Regions from separate parts of the Homo sapiens genome. Here region 1 is linked to region 2. A link is a contact called in ENCODE Hi-C or POLR2A ChIA-PET data. All regions are on one chromosome and are shown on one strand. The core of a region is the stretch at or near the end of the contact, and the rest is flanking DNA. Distances in the headings are between cores, read along the strand shown.

Evidence for each region. Hi-C counts contacts between places; a loop is a spot of excess contacts on that map. ChIA-PET counts read pairs that join two places held with the same protein, here RNA polymerase II (POLR2A). Pooled maps may share reads with other maps.
Region 1: a loop to region 2 is called in a map of naive thymus-derived CD4-positive, alpha-beta T cell, with 7 times the contacts of the local background. The contact joins two enhancer-like sites. A Hi-C loop is called at or near these places in 1 of 168 maps with a recorded cell type or tissue (naive thymus-derived CD4-positive, alpha-beta T cell), 1 of 37 single-sample maps with no recorded cell type and 13 of 50 pooled maps. POLR2A ChIA-PET finds 5 or more read pairs at or near these places in 2 of 52 experiments (HEK293 and activated T-cell).

The regions. Positions count from the first base shown.
Region 1 is chr10:62,851,661-62,855,892 of GRCh38, reverse strand. No RefSeq gene overlaps it. Among named protein-coding and RNA genes, the nearest start is that of EGR2, 37 kb to the right of the region's middle. Within about 2 kb of position 2,377, at least 4 of the 41 ENCODE cell types and tissues checked have a DNase peak (open chromatin) inside an H3K27ac peak, as active enhancers do.
Region 2 is chr10:62,732,229-62,735,962 of GRCh38, reverse strand. No RefSeq gene overlaps it. Among named protein-coding and RNA genes, the nearest start is that of ADO, 71 kb to the left of the region's middle. Within about 2 kb of position 2,427, at least 6 of the 41 ENCODE cell types and tissues checked have a DNase peak (open chromatin) inside an H3K27ac peak, as active enhancers do.

The sequences.
Region 1 (4,232 bases), core at 1,128-3,627, 120 kb before region 2:
CCTATAATTATCAATGCATATCATAGGAATCAGCTTTGCCTGAAAATCACTCCACACTTAGAAGTATGCACCTAGCTTCAGACTTAAACACTTGGACCAATATCCATCTTGATGCTCAGAAGAACCCAGCTTACCCCTTTCTGCTCCTCTTTCTTCCTCAACATCTTAACGCTGTCTTTCCTTCACTCAGATGTGTCTAGCCCCTTTCTTTCCTGCCCCCATCCCACATCCCCAAGTGCCCACAGACCCAACAATAAACCCTTCTGGCATTTTACACAGACAATTGCAGGTCACTGTAATAATTTTTCAGCCTGGGATCCTTCTTCTTTTGTAGCTTTTCATCTTAGATTTCTTAATTCTTTAAAATGAACATTACTAATTTCCTCCTTTCAGTCACTACCTTCCAAGATATTGGAAGTTTTAGAGCATTTTATATCTATGCAAAAATATGGAATAAGGTGTTTGAAATTAAAGTTTCCTATCAAAAGTCAACCTCTTCCCAAGCCTGTTATATCCTGGCTCAAATGGTCCCATTCTCCCCCCTGACTCCCAATCATTGTATCCCATTAACTTGTCTCATGTTCTTCATTGTGCTTACAATTATCATTATATAAATATAACTTACATATTTATGTTTCATATTTATATGATTCCAGATCATAATTCTTTTGCTTTTAGAAACAGTGACCTTGTCTTGTTCACTGCTATTTCCTGGTGCCTAGAACATGCTCTGTGAAGACTGGTTGTAAGAGAGAAACAAACCTGAAAAATTGTGATGGTCAGTCCCCATCTTTCCAGAGCTAGGCTACTAATGAGGGACCCTTGGTTGGGAGACACCAAGGTTTCTTAAGATTCCTCTTAGAGTTCCACCACCTTTGAGGGTTCCTGCTTACTGAATTTGGAAATGGGTGCCTCCCGACCCACACAGCACCAAAGAATGCTTTGACAGGTGACTTTTGTCTTTTTTCAAATTACAAATGATTAAAAGAAGCCCCACATAGGTTAGATAAGATGACTAGGTCATTTCGAGACCAAGGGTCTAAACAAAGGCCTAGGCATAAAAAAGAATTGAATAGGCTAGGCAAGGTGGTTCACGCCTGTAATCCCAGCACTATGGGAGGCTGAGGTGGGCAGATCATGTGGTCAAGAGATTGAGCTCATCCTGGGCAACATGGTGAAACCCAATCTCTACTAAAACTACAAAAATTAACTGGGTGTGGTGGTGTGCCCCTGTAGTCCCAGCTACTCAGGAGGCTGAGGCAGGAGAATTGCTTGAACCCGGGAGGTGGAGCTTGCAGTGAGCCGAGATTGTGCTACTGCACTCCAGCCTGGCGACAGAGCGAGACTCCATCAAAAAAAAAAAAAAAAAAAAAAAGAATTGAATAATTTTTCAAGACATACATTGGGATGTTGCATAAACAAGGCTGAAAAAAGTAACTTTTTTTTAAAGTAAAGAATAATGACTAGCTTGTTTTTCTCAGAAATGTATTAAGCATTGAATTATGTTATAAAGACATGACTTTCTATTTCCACATATTCTGTTTCAAGAAGCATTTTAACAGCAGCAGTTATGTCCTGGTTTATTGAGAATATCTGCCCCTGGAAATCTAAAAAATCAATATGTGTGCATTATTTTACCTACAGTCATAGCGTCATTGGACGTTAGGCAGGAAGGCAGCAGAGACACTTCCTGATGATCAACCCACTTGTTTTTACTAATACAAATCCTGAGGATCAGAGAGTGGAGAGGTTTGTCTGAAGTGATTCAGCTGCAGCCTGTGCTGGATCATCTTTATTGGCCTGGCTCCCTTTGCCAGCCAGCTCTGTAAACTACATGGATCAGGTTCTCTAGCCTTCTGGGTGGGAGGCAAAGGCAAGAGATTGGAGGATGAGTAGAGGGCAAGGCTGGGGTATTTACTCCATCAACAGCTTCCCTTCTGGGATGTGATTCAGTAGCGGTTGCATTTTTCGACCCAAAGCCGCAGCTCCATCCTGTGGTTCCTTTCACCCCAGGAGTGACCAGGCTTCCGTTGTTGCTAACTCCAGCCTGCTGAACCTGGCTCATGCCTTGCTACATAGTCCCTTTTTACTTACTAGTTTCCATTGAATATGTCATCTGTTTCTTATCTGGGCCCTAACCATACACATTCGAATCCAAGTCTTCTGACTACTGTCCAATGCTGTTTCTATTCCGTTCCCAAATTCAAAGGCTGCTTTAGAAATACAAAGGACTCTGAAAAGTTCTGAAGATCAAATGTACAGCAGGGTGACTATAGTTAATAACGCTGTATTATAGACTTGAAATTTGCTAAGTGAACCGATCTTAAGTGTTCTCCACAAACACACACAAGGATGACTATGTGAAGTGACGGATGTGTTAATTAGCTTGATTGTGGTGACTGTTTCACAACGTACATCAAAACGTCACATGCACAGCTTAAATTTATACAGTTTTTTGGTCAATTATACCTCAATAAAGCTGTAAAATATAAAGATCTATATTTGACAAAAAAGAAGGAAATATACATGACTCTAAGTGCTCTGATTATGTGGAAATATTTTAAAATACTTTGATGAAGTACTAGAAACAGAATCTAAAACTATGGGTAATGAGGCCACAGAGAGGGGAAAGACTGACTCTAGGGAGGTTCTGCAGGAAATCTTGCAAAGGTGAAATTTGACTGAGGCAAAATGTGGAACTGTCTAGAGGGGCAGGAGGGCACTGTGGTTCCTGTGTGGTCAGAGGAACTGAGGTTGCTGCTTTCAATCCTGCAAGAGCTGAAGTCAACCCACCCTGGGTGTGATTTTATGAGATATGTGTTTTTTATCCAGCACAGCCCCTAGGTATAAGCCAAATACTTTGTGCTCAACTAAAGAAGCAGTGCATTTTCCCAACACTGGATAGGAAAGCTGGTTGCATTTGTCTCAGAGAGGGGGCCCCTGCTGGTCTCCAGCATGGTGTCTAGTTGAGATATTGCCAAGAATCAACCTGACCAGGCAGAGTTTTCACCTTAAATCCTGACTTCACTGGAATATCATCTCTACATACTGGTGTTTCATCTTAATTCATTCCCACTTGCTTCCTTTTCCTCATGAAAATGGAATATCAGGCCGGGTGCGGTGTCTCACGCCTGTAATCCCAGCATTTTGGGAGGCCAAGGCAGGTGGATCACCTGAGGTCAGGAGTTTGAGACCAACCTGGCCAACACGGCAAAACCCCATCTCTACTAAAAATACAAAAATTTGCCGGGCACAGTGGTGGACACCTGTAATCCCAGCTACTCAGGAGGCTGAGGCAGGAGAAGCACTTGAACCCAGGAGATGGAGGTTGCAGTGAGCCAAGATCGTGTCACTGCACTGCAGCGCCTGGGTGACAGAGCTAGACTCTGTCTCAAAAAAAAAAAAAAAAAAAAAAAAGGAATAGCAGTAAAGTCATGAGGTAGAATGTAAAGCGAAGTTTCTTGAATAGAGCTGTGCCTCAGAACTGAAAATAACTTTGTTCTAGTCTCATCTCTGTCACTGACTTCATGGGACCTCATGCAAGTGTCTGGGACTCAGGTTCCTCTGAGTAAAATGAAAACTCAGATTAGAATGGCATTTGAGGTCATTTCTGCCTTTCAATTGCTATGATCCCCTAAATAATCAGACTAAATGACAACCTCTTCTCTCTTGAGCTCTCTGCCTATTTGGAGAAACAATTCATGTACTCAGGGTCCCTTCCTCCTGGGTCTTGGAATATGTTTCATAGAGAAAGTGATGAGGTTCTGGTACCCCTAACATTCCTGGACTCAGCAACTGGTGTCTAGACCCGAAGACCTCATGTTCCTGGAGCCCATCCTCTGGCCACTGTCTTCCTGAAGACATGTCATATAGGAAACACAAGGCAGGAGACAGATCTCACAACTTGATTGTTCTGTTGGTAGGACCAAAAGAATCATTTGGAGTTTGACTGCATTATCCAAATCACTTTTCCATTCTACTTGACTCCATCTGTCAACATATGCAAAAAAAAAAAAAAGTCAGTCCAACAATTTTCCTTTTTGATCTGTCCAAGGTCAAATAATCATTCTGGCTGACTTCTTTCCTTGTTGACCAGTTGTTTCAATCCTCCATGGACTCACTCTACAGAAAGCTCAATTTCAATGGTTTCTTTCTGCATAAGCCACTTAAATCAAGTGGCTTTGATTTCTTTTCTGCCTGGCAAACTCTGCCTCCTAACTTTAAAACACAGT
Region 2 (3,734 bases), core at 1,178-3,677:
CCAAAAAAAATAGTCTATGCATTTAGATGCATTGGACAGTGACCTACAGCTCAGCCCATCCTTTCTGGGCAGGATGTGGTTAGAGTACTATACACGATTAAGAAATTTCCCTTCTGAGCCTCTTCATCCTGTAGCTTGGTGTGGATGAAGTCCACCCAAGTGACACCTGGACCCTGAGGTATTATGCATGTGGAATTAGTAGAAGAGCTTTGAAAGCATCAAGATAGTGCATTAATGTTCTTCTGCCCCAGATATGGTTAAAAATGGCTCTTGGCAAGACTCACTTCCTTTATTTTGGACATAAGCAGAGAAGAACTAGCTTTCTGTGGCAAGCAATGATATATGGCAACCTACCTGGATGGTTGCCTATCTGATATAATGCTTGCAAAAGTGCTAAAAGCCCTTCCTCCCCCAGACCTCCTCTCTTTCTTCCCAGAAGTTCTGTCACAATTCCAGAAATTCCCATTATTAGCACGAGACCTTAAGAGTATTACAGAAATCCTTGGCAGAATTAAGTACATATATGGTTTGACTGCCTGGTGTCATGTGCAGGAAGAATGGCAAAATTGGAGTACTGATTGGGAAGCAGGTAAGCAAAAGTGTGAGACATCCAGAATCACTCAGAAATGGCAGACGTGTCAAACACAGCACAGTGAGGTGAGTAGGTGACTGTCGAAGGCACTGTATGCCTGAGCGGGCCTGAGTGTGATTAAAACTGTCATCAAAGATGAGCTTTGCTGAAACATAACACTATAGTCTATGTAAAGGGTTCAGGTTAAAGCTTAATAAACATATTTCCTTTGCTACTTCATTTATAACGTGGCTGAAAGCTGTCACAGAAGGTTGCCAAAAGATACTTAATAGTTGTCTGATCTCAAGAAACTAGACCATTATAGGTAACTCTGGAGCCAGAATGTCAATAATCTGTCAGGATGACTAATCCCATTTCAATGAATGAGAATGACATTGTTGATTGGCACTGGGCTTGTGAGCTTGGGTTTGGAGGTGGGGAGAGGTGACGCATGTACCACGTATTTGCCAGGACTACCAAGGGACCTTTTTCTGCTTTACTCCATAGTCATATCTAATTTCTAAGTGTTCATTGGCCCCATATAGGCTTCAGGAATTCCTAGTACTGCCTTCCTTGGAGTTTACTGTCATTGGATCGATTAGCAAAGGGTAAATGCATGAAACTTTCCATTTCTCTTTATGCTTGTGTCTATAATTTGGGTAAGATGGCAGGTGATGGTTTGGGGATCTAGGCTGAGGTCTCATGAGCTAAGAGGATTGGCTGATTAGGAGCACATCATGATACACTTGTTTCCTTTCATACCTTCTCTGTTTCTCTCTCTCTCTCTCTCTCTCTCTCTCTCTTTTCTAGGCACCTTGACCTACTTTTGTCCTTAATCTTGCCAAGCACGTTTCCCCCTCGGCCCTTTTACCAGGTATGTTCCCCCAGTAATCTCTCTCATCTGTTCAGGTTTTTTCAATGTTATCTTCTTCATTGACCCCTCTCTCTGAAGTGCTACCCCCTCCCCAGGCCAATCTCAATTCTCTAATCTTAGTTTATTTTTGCTTCATGGTGCTGCTCATTACTACAGAATATTATGTTCAATAGCTCTTTATCTATGTGCAGATTTTCTATCCTCTTCACTAGAGTGCAAGACTTTGAGAGCACAGACTTTGCCTGTTTATTGTTGTATCCCAATGCCTAGACGAGTGCCTGAACATAGCAGGTGTTAGGAAATGTTTGTTGAATGAGTGAATGGAGTGTTGAAAGTAAGGAGACTTTTCTAGGCCAGGGGTTTCCTGCCAAGTCATGTGCCAGCTCCAGAGAGCAATGCTTATGGAGACAAGGCAAGAAGCCACAGCAAGGCGTGTGGTAAGGGCTGGTGGTAAAAGCTGATCTGGGAGCCACAGATCACAGCAGTAGTCAGAAAGCACAGTGTTTTCTAGGAAATTCTGGATCAATGTCAGAATCCAAGTGAATGACAATGACAGCAGATGTGAGTTCCTAGCACAGATAACTCACGGGAGGCACTTTCTCAGATGCGAAGCTTTCCAAATGCTTATTGCTGGAATGGAGCCCACATGGGCCCTGAGAAGCTCTGAGGCTGAGCTCAATTCAGAGGTGGTAAAGTAGTTAACCCAAGGTGGTTGGTGATGGAGGCCTAACTGCTGTGAAGCCATCATTGATGAATCCATTCTGTTCTGCAGAAGAGAGAGCCATGTCTTCCAAACCAGTTCCCAATGCACTATAGCCTCCCTTTACAGATCCTTGTCTCCCAACCCCACCACCCCAAAATACTTTTTTTTTCAAAGAAGTTATGGTGCTGACAATCCCCCAGGGACCAGTGGTCCACTCACTTCTTATGTCGGGGAAATCCACTCGACAGCAAAGGGCTCTGTGCTGGCTGGGAATCCCCACTGCAGCAGCAATCTTTGTGGGGCTGAGCTGCAAACGCTTTTCAGATTTAGCACGCAGCCTCATGAGGAGGAATAGTTGCAGTTGCCTCTGCTGAGAAACAAAGCTGATGACACTGAAACATCTGGGAAATGGGAATATTATTTCTAGAAGATGAAAACAAATGTCCAAGCTGGAAGTGCTGCTGGCACTGACCTTTGTGTGCCTGGTTCTCCCACCCCCAAATCAATTTGTACACTCCTAGGATCTGTGTAGGTGGAAAGACTTTGCTGTGTATTTGTAACTCAGCTCATTATCTGAGGGTAAGAAGAAAAGAGGCTTGGCGTGGCTTTCAGAGGAAGTAAGGTGAAGACTGTTCTCCCCCAAACAACTAAATAAACCACGTAGACCTTTCATGACTCAGAAACCACAGACTCCACAGCTAACATGCATCTATTCATTCTTGTCTACAAGTATTGATTGAGAGCCTGTTGTGTGACTAACACAGTGCTTGGGTTGAGAACGTAATGGTAAAACAAGATTCACTCTCTCCCTTCAAAAGCAGGTAATCCCACTCTAATGTGGTACATTCTACAACATGGAGGCAGTGGAATATAGTAGCAAGGAAGGTAGATTGGGTTTTGCCACTAACTAGCTGTGTGACCTTGGGCAAATCACTCTGCTTCTCTGAGCTTCAATTTTCTCATCTATATTTCAGGGAAATTACCCACGTTATGGGATTTAATAAAGTCATATTTACTATCAATGTTTAGCCTAGGTGCCAATAAATATTAGCTATGGTCTGGTTATGATTTTATGATAAGTGTTATAGAATGCTGTGGGGTACATTTATATATTGAAATATGCTATTTCTGGGCAAATATAACTATGTTCAGGATAAAGCCTAGAAAAAGTTTGAGTAATTGGAGGTGCTATGTTTTGCTTCTTGCTTGAGAGACCCTCTCTCTGAGTCTCTCTCCTTTCCCCTTTCCTGGAGCCCTGTGTTCTCTGGATCTCCCTTGGATTTTCTCCACCAAAATTTCCTCTCAGTGGATTGACAGATTGGAAGGAATCTAAGGACAGTATGCACATGGCATTGTCATTGATTTAGAGCATCACCCTTCCTGGAGGTATTCACATCTCACCCAGAAAATAGTGAGGTGTCAGTAAAAACTGCCTTCTGAAAGTAATTAAAGAGTTTGGTATTTGCATAGGGAGAGACAAATTGAGAGGGAAAAGTTCCAGAAACAGACCCATGAATACATGGAAATTTGGTTTATAACAGAGATGGCAACACAAATCTGCAGAGAAAGAGTGAACTACTCAAGTG